Regions from separate parts of the Homo sapiens genome. Here region 2 is linked to region 1. Evidence: chromatin contacts called from ENCODE Hi-C or POLR2A ChIA-PET data. All regions are on one chromosome and are shown on one strand. The core of a region is the stretch at or near the end of the contact, and the rest is flanking DNA. Distances in the headings are between cores, read along the strand shown. Region 1 holds the start of RGS12 (regulator of G protein signaling 12). Region 2 holds the start of MRFAP1L1 (Morf4 family associated protein 1 like 1).

Evidence for each region. A loop is a pair of places that touch in the nucleus more often than their neighbours do. ChIA-PET counts read pairs that join two places held with the same protein, here RNA polymerase II (POLR2A). Pooled maps may share reads with other maps.
Region 2: a pooled map shows a loop between it and region 1 (2.5-fold over the local background). The contact joins the promoter of MRFAP1L1 here to the promoter of RGS12 in region 1. A Hi-C loop is called at or near these places in 1 of 50 pooled maps. POLR2A ChIA-PET finds 5 or more read pairs at or near these places in 2 of 52 experiments (PC-9 and activated CD4-positive, alpha-beta T cell).

What each region holds. Positions count from the first base shown.
Region 1 is chr4:3,290,632-3,294,747 of GRCh38, forward strand. It overlaps RGS12 (regulator of G protein signaling 12), which reads left to right and starts at 2,390. Exons shown (of 18, transcript NM_001394154.1): 1 at 2,390-2,468. RefSeq lists silencers at 1,696-1,805, 1,986-2,465, 2,476-2,525 and an enhancer at 3,179-3,764.
Region 2 is chr4:6,708,028-6,712,596 of GRCh38, forward strand. It overlaps MRFAP1L1 (Morf4 family associated protein 1 like 1), which reads right to left and starts at 1,838. Exons shown (of 2, transcript NM_203462.3): 1 at 1,204-1,838; 2 at 1-616. The coding sequence starts at 1,602. The coding sequence ends at 1,219. It overlaps LOC105378240 (a long non-coding RNA gene), which reads left to right and starts at 1,908. Exons shown (of 3, transcript XR_001741568.3): 1 at 1,908-2,028. RefSeq lists enhancers at 290-1,489, 1,513-1,802.

The DNA of each region.
Region 1 (4,116 bases), core at 1,140-3,639:
CTGTAGCCTATGAGCTGTGGGTAGGGCCGCTGAGCCGCTGCCTGGCAGGCACGGAAGAGCAGGTGCACGCTTCTCCATGGCCCTCCCTGTGCCAACAGAGGCCGCCCTGCCAGTCTGGGCCCAAGAGTGAAGCCTACAGGAGGAGAACCACAGGGGCCAGGGACTGACCACCCAGAGACTTGGGCATGGTTCTGTGTCTAGCCCCTCCAGATGGACTGAATGAGTTTTGCTTAATTGGCAAGACCTACCTTTTCAAAACCTTCCAGCATGACACTTGACACCTTCTCTCCGTCTCAGGCAATTTCTCCCCACTTCTGGGGGCCCTGGCTTTCACGGGGATGGACTAGGGTGCTTCCTCCCACAGAAACAGCTTCTTGGGCCACCCCCCTGCTGGGCATGAGTTCTCTCACAGGCTCGGTGACCCCTCGTATGAGCTGCTCGTCCTCTTCCCCTACCCCTGTCCATGAGGCACCTGGAGGCCGGGCAAGTGTAGAGGAAAAAGCCAAAGGGAAAGAAGAGACCTGCAGGTGGTGTTTCCCCATCTCTCACTCAGGGCCACTTGTCCCTGCCCTGGAGCCTCAGGAGGCTGAGCTCTGCGGCCTGCTTCCTTCTGGCTTGGCGCTGCTCTGGAAGATTCCACCATCTGCGCATAGGCAGGAGCCAAGAAGGTCCACAGTTTTGGGGGGGCCAGGGTGGGGGCAGTTTCTTTCCTGGCTCTTTTTTTTTTTTTTTTGAGATGGAGTTTCACTCTGTCACCTAGGCTGGAGTGCAGTGGCACAATCTCGGCTCACAGCAACCTCCGCCTCCGGGGCTCAAGTGATTCTCCTGACTCTGCCTCCCAACTAGCTTCGACTATAGGCGCGTGCCACCACGCTTGGCTAATTTTTTGTATTTTAGTAGAGATGGGGTTTTGCCATCTTGCCCAGGGTGGTCTCGAACTCCTGAGCTCCGGCGATCTGTCCGCCTCAGCCTCTCAAAGTGCTGGGATTACTGGCACGAGTCACCGCGCCTGGCCTCTTCCCTGGCTCTCTCTGCTGGGTCATCAAGGGCTGGCTGTGTCCCTTGGCCATAGGTCGCAGCTCCTGTTAAGTATCTCTCTCTCTTTGTCTGGCTTCCTGTAACCGCTCTGGCCGCGCTCCTTCAGCCCTGCAGGTGAAAACAGTTCCCTCCCTGCTGTTACCTGTCCCAATTCAGCACCGCCCTGTGGCTTCCCGGCTCCCGGACCGCGCCTCTGCCAGCGGGAACCCTGCTGGACTCTTAATTAATTGTCCCACTGAGAATGCCATTGGTTTCCTCCTGGGATCCAAACTAATCACACAAGACTAGATGATGGAGAGCTGCCAAGAAACCATGGGGCGGTGGCGGGGACGGAGGGGAAGCGTTTTGAGCCCATCAAGGCAGGTGACAGGAAAGAAGCAAACCCGAGAGGGGCCGAGTCCCTGGGCGGGCGGCAGGGCTGGAGCGTGAACAGCAGCGACGGATGCGTCTCGAGGGAAAAACGCGGCGGGAGAGAATGAGGGGAAGGCAGGAAGGAAGGGGCAGGGAGACCCAGCGCCGGGGAAGGAAGACACGAAGAGGGCGAGGAAGGAACTCCGGCCTAAAGGGTGAAGGCGGCGGCTGGGACAGGGCCAGAGGCGCAGGCCGGGGCCGGGCAGCTCCTCCTCTCGTGCCAGCGGTGCCTCCGGTCCCGCCCTCGCTGCTGCCCGCGCTCCGGGAGGGGCAGACCCGCTGGACGCCGCAGTCACCGCGCCGCCTTCGCGGGCGTCCCGGGGCCCGGAGGGAACGGCCTTTCCTGGCTGTCCCCGTGGCTTCGCCGCGGGAACTCACGCCGCCCCCGAAGCTGCCGCCAGCTCCGGGCATCTGCCCAGCCGAAAAGCCAGGGCGCCGGGGCCTGACTCCCCACAGCCAGGTTTCCCGGGCACAGAGACCCAACGGGAGCGGGACTTCCTCGGACACCGACGGCGAAGGACAGAGACAGCCCAGGCAGGGGCGGCTCCTCCCGGCCACACCGACCTGCCCTTCGCAGGGTGTCCCGGGCCAGCGGAGGCAGAGAAAACCAGCTTGCGGGAACGCAGTCGCTCCCAGCACCAGGGCCGGGCCAGTGCGGGTACACACCGTGCGCACCAGCGCCGCCGCGCCCCCAACGGAAGTCCCGCCCCCGGCCGTGGAGGCCCCGTCCCTCGCTTCTTCTCATCCCTGCTTCCCTGGCAGTCCCGTTACCACGCTGTCCCGACGCGAAGGCCCTCGCCCCGCCCCGTGCCCCGCCCCCGCATCGCCCCGCCCCAACCCCACCCCCTTGGCCCCGCCTCACCAGGTTCGCCCCGCCCCTCTCCGTCCCCGCCCCTCCTCCGGCCTCGGCCCCGCCCTCGCCTCGACCCCGGGGGGCGGTGGCTGCCGAGGCGACCGTTGCGCGCGCGGGCGGTGGCGCGGGCCGAAGCGCCCGGAGCGGGAGCGAGCGGCGCGGCCCGGTAGGTGTGCGGGGCCGGGGCCGGGGCGGGGGCAGGGCGCGCCGCCTCCGCTCTTTCTTTCGTCTCCGGGGCGCGCGCCCGCGCCCTCCGCCTCCCGGCCGATCCCGGCCAGCCCTGCGCGGCGCCCGTCCCCTCGGGGTCGCCGCCCGCCCGCCCTGCCTTTTGTTCGCCGGCCTGACTCAGGCTCCTGGTCCCGGGCCCGGCGCGGGGCGGGGCGGGGCGGGGGCGGGGGCGGGCGGCGCGGGGCGCGGGCCTGTGGGGCCTCCGGCCGGGCGGGTGCGCGGCCTCCTGGGGCCCCGCGCTGTGAGGCCCGCCCGGGCCCTTGGCGGGACCCGCGGGGGCGGCGCCGGGCAGGGGGTCCCGCGGGCGAGATGCGCCCGGGAGCGCTGGGAGGGTTCCCTCGTCGGACTCCACGAGCGGCCGCTTTGTTAGGGCAGAAGCTGCCTTCCGAGACCCGAACTCCAGACGCACTGCAGCGACCTGGGGTCGCCTCAGCCGCGGTGCCGCGATTGTGCAGTGTAGACAGAGGGGTCCCAGAGCCGTGCGGTGTAGACAGAGAGGGGCCCAAAGCTGTGGAATGGGGACAGAGAGGGGACCCAGAGCTGTGGAGTGTAGACAGAAAGGGCGCCCAGAGCCATGGAGTATAAACAGTGGAGTGTAGACAGAGAGGGGGCCCAGAGCTGTGGAGTGTGGACAGAGAGGGGGCCCAGAGCCGTGGAGTGTAGACCGAGAGGGGGCCCAGAGCCGTGGAGTGTAGACAGAGAGAGGGCCCAGAGCCATCTAGTGTAGACAGAGAGGGGACCCATAGCTGTGGAGTGTAGACAGAGTCTCATAGCCGTGCAGACAGAGAAGGGGCCCAGAGCCATGGAGTGTAGACAGTGGAGGGTGAACACAGAGGGGGCCCAGAGCCGTGGAGTGTGGACAGAGAGGACCACCTGGCCTCTCACCTGCTTGGTCACTTGCTGGGAATGTGTCCCTGGGCAGGTGACCACCTTCTCTGTGCCTGAGTTTCCTCATTGGACCTGTCTTTGGAGCTGCTGCAAGGGCTAAGAGTGTCTTTGTCTGAAGTCCTCAGCGTGGTCCATGCCGTCCTGTGCAGGGCCCTTCTGAGGCCACAGGGACGTGCAGGATGGCCGGCAAGGCCTGCACAGAAGGGGCGCTGGGGGGCCTTCCCAGGCAAGGCAGCAGCCCCACCATTCACAGCAAGGAGACTACCAAGGAGGGCAGAGAGGCGGCTTTGGGCAGCAAGGGCTGCTGGGGTGGAGTCCTGCTGGCCTTCCCCTAGAGAAGGCGACGTGGGGAGGGCAGAGCAATTCTGAGTAAGGGAGAACCAGTTTATATTTCACTTTAGAAAGTAATTGTCACAGTGCGAAGTTTCTTCCCCTGAAAAAGCGATATAAAAAGGTCCATCGTGGCCAGTGCTTTTGGGGACTTGAGATGATGGGTATCCGGTGCCCGGGCCCTGCGTGGTGCCTCAGCTGGATGCTCTGCAGGTGGGGGAGGCCATGTTGGCTGAGGGCAGGGGCTCAGGCAAGGGCAGTGGGGTGGCTGAGCCTGCACAAGTTGGTGCACCCCTGTCTGGGTCTTTTTCTTAAAACTGCAAGTCCAGCCTTATCTCTGAGACCTCCTGAGGCTGGAACCTGCCATC
Region 2 (4,569 bases), core at 588-3,087, 3.4 Mb after region 1:
CTATGTTGTCTAAATCAACTCACCTGACAGGTTACACAATATATATCAGACAATGTGCCACAAAACATAGCTCTCCTCTTTCGTCTCACAGAGGAACTAAAGTTCCAAAATATATACAAAACCATCTTCCATCTCCAACTGTCTTCTCTTTCTTCCCAGTTTTATGCAAAGCAGTCTCATTAATACATTCTTCACCAGGCTCAACCAAGTAGCGTAGTGTCTTCCATTGCACCTCTAAAGTTGGAAGATTCTGATCCCACGTCTTGACGTGTTCCAAAAAACAATCAGGTCACAAAGGTAACAGCAAAATACGAGGCCATGCCCAACATTTCAAAAACACAGCGAAGTAACAAGAATAAACGTGACCACAAAAACAACTTAATTAAGCCCCATTTCTCTTCTGAGAGTATTTCTTTGACAAAAGTTATATTTCCAAAACCAAACACATTTGATAATCTAAATCCATATCGAGGTCATCAATCACTGACCATAAGGGAGACTGTTACATCGGGGTAAAAAACATACAAAAACAAAACAGAGAAAATGACAAGCTGTTTCAGTTTCCTCAAGGTGTCAGTTCATCCTTACCAGTTGACTACAGTCCTCAGCTGTGAACCTAAAGCACAATTGGGAGAAATTTACCATGAAGACATTGACTCTCAAAGTTCCATATCCTGATGTTAAAAATAAATGTGAACCACCCAGAAGAATGCCACTTCTTTGAGACACGGTCCTCTGACATACCTGTCTCATAGAACAATCTGGAAATTTCAGGTAATGGCCTCTGGCTTTACTCTTTATTTCTCCTTCCCTGCGTTCTCAGCCTGCGTTCCACTGTGCTCTATGGCCTAGGTCTTCTTTGGCTTTCCCCAAACTCCCTTAGTGCCTAGACAGGTCTACTTCTGGCGACTGCCCTATTAGAATTGACTTTTATGTTTCACAAAAACAAAACCGAAGTTACTGTTATCTTTCTCTAATTAACAGCGTGGGAGGGAGAGGCCACAAAAAAACGGTATACTAACGCCTAACAAAACCAGCACGCATTCTTTCCTCTTGACCCCAACTTTGTTCCCAATGCTCAATTTTTGATGCAATAAAATGGGGGATGCAGGCCTAGAACATAACTTTTTACAGGGCGCGGTTTAACCATGCTTAGGGCGACTACTGAGTTTCATCCAAGCTCCAGCTAGTTTCCGACCTTACCACCGATCTCCTCCTTCAAGAAGACTCGCTTCTCTCTATTCGCCAGACGAGCTCGACCAGCATCTCTGCCATCTTCGCAATCTCCTTGGCTTTCTCCTCAGCCTTCTCGCACAACTCCGACACTCTCTCGTCGGCTTCGCCACTCGGGTGCTGCACGTGATTGAGGGCGCTCTCCTCCGAGGCCTCCACCTGCGTTTTGATCTGGATAAGCATATTGTCCATCTCCCACAGCTTGCTCCTGGTCCGCAGGTACGCCCGCCCGTGCTCGCGTATAAGAGACGCGATGTCCTCGCGCATCTCGTTGATGACCGGGAGCAGGAACTGCTCGAAATCCTCCTCGGGCTCCAGCACCTCCACTTCCTCAGGCGCTTCCACCTCGTCTATGTCCAGGGGCCGCATCTCCTCCTGCCGCTTCCTCAGTACCGCAGTAGGGGCGTTCTTCTCACCGGAACCCTCCAAGAACTGGAGATCAGCAGTTACTGCTGGAGGCTGAGCGACCCACACGCTTTGTCAATTGTACTCCCGAATTATCTTTATTTTTTTTTCTTCCTTTTAATTGTAAGCCTTTCGCTTCACAACTCTGCGGGAAGAATCGCCGTGGATGCACACAAATAAGCGGCCTACAAAATGGAGTCGCAGCCGTCAACTCGCCCTCGGCCTTTTTGCGGCCCTTTCACGACAGAGCCGGGCCCCTTTACGGTCACGCCTTCGGCAAGACCAGGTAGCGGGCGCGTGCACGTAAAGGGGCCTCGGGCGCGCGCACGTCCATCACCAGCTGCTTCCCGGCGCCCCTCCTCGCCCTCTAATTTAGATCGGTGGCGGCAGGTTTGTTCGCGTCTTCATCTAAAGCTTCCCTTCAGCGGGCTTTTACTTTTATTATTTTTTAAAAGTAAAAGTGACCCTCCCTTCCCTATATTTGAATAAGACTGGCTGGCGTTCACAGCGCTTACTATCTAAGCATGCACAAGCTTGAATTAACTTATATGAATTCATTTAGCCCTCACAACGAACCTAGAGGTAAAAACCGTGCTAAAAGTCGTGATTTGAGCCCAGAGCAATGTGGGTCCACAGTCCCTGCTCACTGTTTTAGAATGGAACACGTCCTTCTGTCCTCCCCACCCCTGGCTCATACTTTTGTCCTGGGGGGAAATTCTCTCGCTGCCTTGGGTGATTCTGGCCGGTGGTTTTTGGTCTCTCTTCGCCAGTCTGTAAGGTCCTCAAGGTAAAGGGCTACTTCTGTTTCAGTTCTGTCCTCCGCCCCTCCTGTCAGCCTGGCGTCAAGCAGGGTCTTAGGGGATGCTTTAGAGAGAGGAATTCTTCTCTAGTACATAAGTGCTTCTACCAGACTGGAGGCTGTTTGGGGACAGGTTCTGGTCTTGATCACCTTTATGTCCCTCCACACACAGGACCTGAAAATCAGCAGGGACCTAGTAAATGTGGCTTTGATGGTCAGTACATTTTGATCACTAACCTAATGCCATTGTGGAATGGAGGAAGTCTGTTGCTAGGCTTAGCCACCCAGTGCCACACTAGTAGTAATATGAGTGTGTGTAGAGGGGGCATCCTTCTTAACACAAGTGCCACAGATCAGAGCTTCAGTTTTCCAGTCTGATAAAGACCAATGGCCCCAGCCTGAATATCTGTCAGTGGGAAGAGGGATTTGTAAGATGACATGCGTGAAACAGTTTTGCAAACACCAACATTCTAGCAGATGTTCATCAAAAAAACATGAAGAGGGAAAGAGCAAGACACCGTGAAAAAAGATATTTTCAATAGTTATACTGACAAAGGACTCATATGCAGAATATATTGAGAACTCCTACAGATCAAGAAGGAAAAGACAAAATTTTTAAATGGGCAAAAGACGTAGGCTGGTACTTAACAAAAGAGAATATTCAAATGGCTAATAAGTATATGAAAAGGTGTTCAACGTCATGATTCAACAGGGAAATGCAGATGAAAACCACAATGAGGAAGCACTGTACATCCACTAGAATGACTAAAATTTCAAATACAATACCAAGTGTTGGGGAAGATGTGGAACAACTGGAACTCTTATACATTCTTGATGGATGTCTTAGTCTACTCTGGACACCATAACAAAATACTATAGACTGGTTGGCTTAAAAACAGACATTTATCTTCTCACAGTTCTGGAGGCCAGAAGTCCACGATTAAGGTGTCAGCAAATTTGGTTTCTGGAGGTGAGGGCTCTCTTCCTCAATTGCAGATGACCACCTTCCTGCTGCAGTCCTCACATGATCTCTTCTTTGTGCATGCAGTGTTGGGGGGTACAGGAAAGAGTGCTCTCTTGTGTCTCTTCTTATAAGAACATGAAGCTATAGGATCATGCCCCCACTTTTATGACCTTATTTAACCTTACTTACTGCTTTACTCCAAGTACAGCCACACTGGGGGTTAGGGCTTCAACATAAAAAAATATTGGGGGACACATATATTCAGCACATAATAATGGGAATGTAAGTTGTTACAATAATTTTGGAAAACTATTTGGCAGTATCAACCAAGATTAAACATATACCAATCCTATGTTCTAGCAAACTGACACCTTGTTATACACTCAAGAGAGTTTGAGTGCAATTGTTTATAAAAATACATATACGAGAATATTCACAGCAACTTTATTATAATAGCCCCAAAGTTAACCCAAATGTTCATCAGCAGGAGAATAAATAAATAAAATGAATAAATAGTAGCATATTCCTTCAGTGGTTTATTATTGCATAACCAGTTAACCCAAAATTTGGCAGCTTTAAAACATTTATTATCTGTCATAGTGCATTTAGGCTGCTCTAACAAAATGCCATAAGGTGGGCAGCTTACAAAAGAAATTTATTTCTCACAGTTCTGGGGGATGGGAAGTCCAAGATCAAAGTGCTAGTAGATTCTGTCTGGTGAGGGCTAGTATTTTGGTTCATAAACCGTTCCTTCTTGCTGTGTCCTCACAGGATGGAAGGAGCAAGGGGTCTCTCTTATGCATCCTTTTTTTTTTTTCTTTTGGAGATTGAGTTTCACTCTTGTCGCCCAGGCTGGAGTGCAGTGACACAATCTCTGCTCACTGAAACCTCTGCCTCCCGGGTTCAAGCGATTCTCCTGCCTCAGCCTCCTGAGTAGCTGGGATTACAGGTGCCTGTCATCACGCCTGGCTAATTTTTGTATTATTAGTAGAGATGGGGTTTCACTATGTTGGCCAAGCTGGTCTTGAACTCCTGACCTCAGGTGATCTACCCGCCACAGCCTCCCAAAGTGCTGGGATTACAGGCATGAGCCACCGTGCCCGGCCCTCTTATACATCTTTTGTGTATTTACTTGTAGACAAAGTCTTGCTCTTTTGCACAGGCTAAA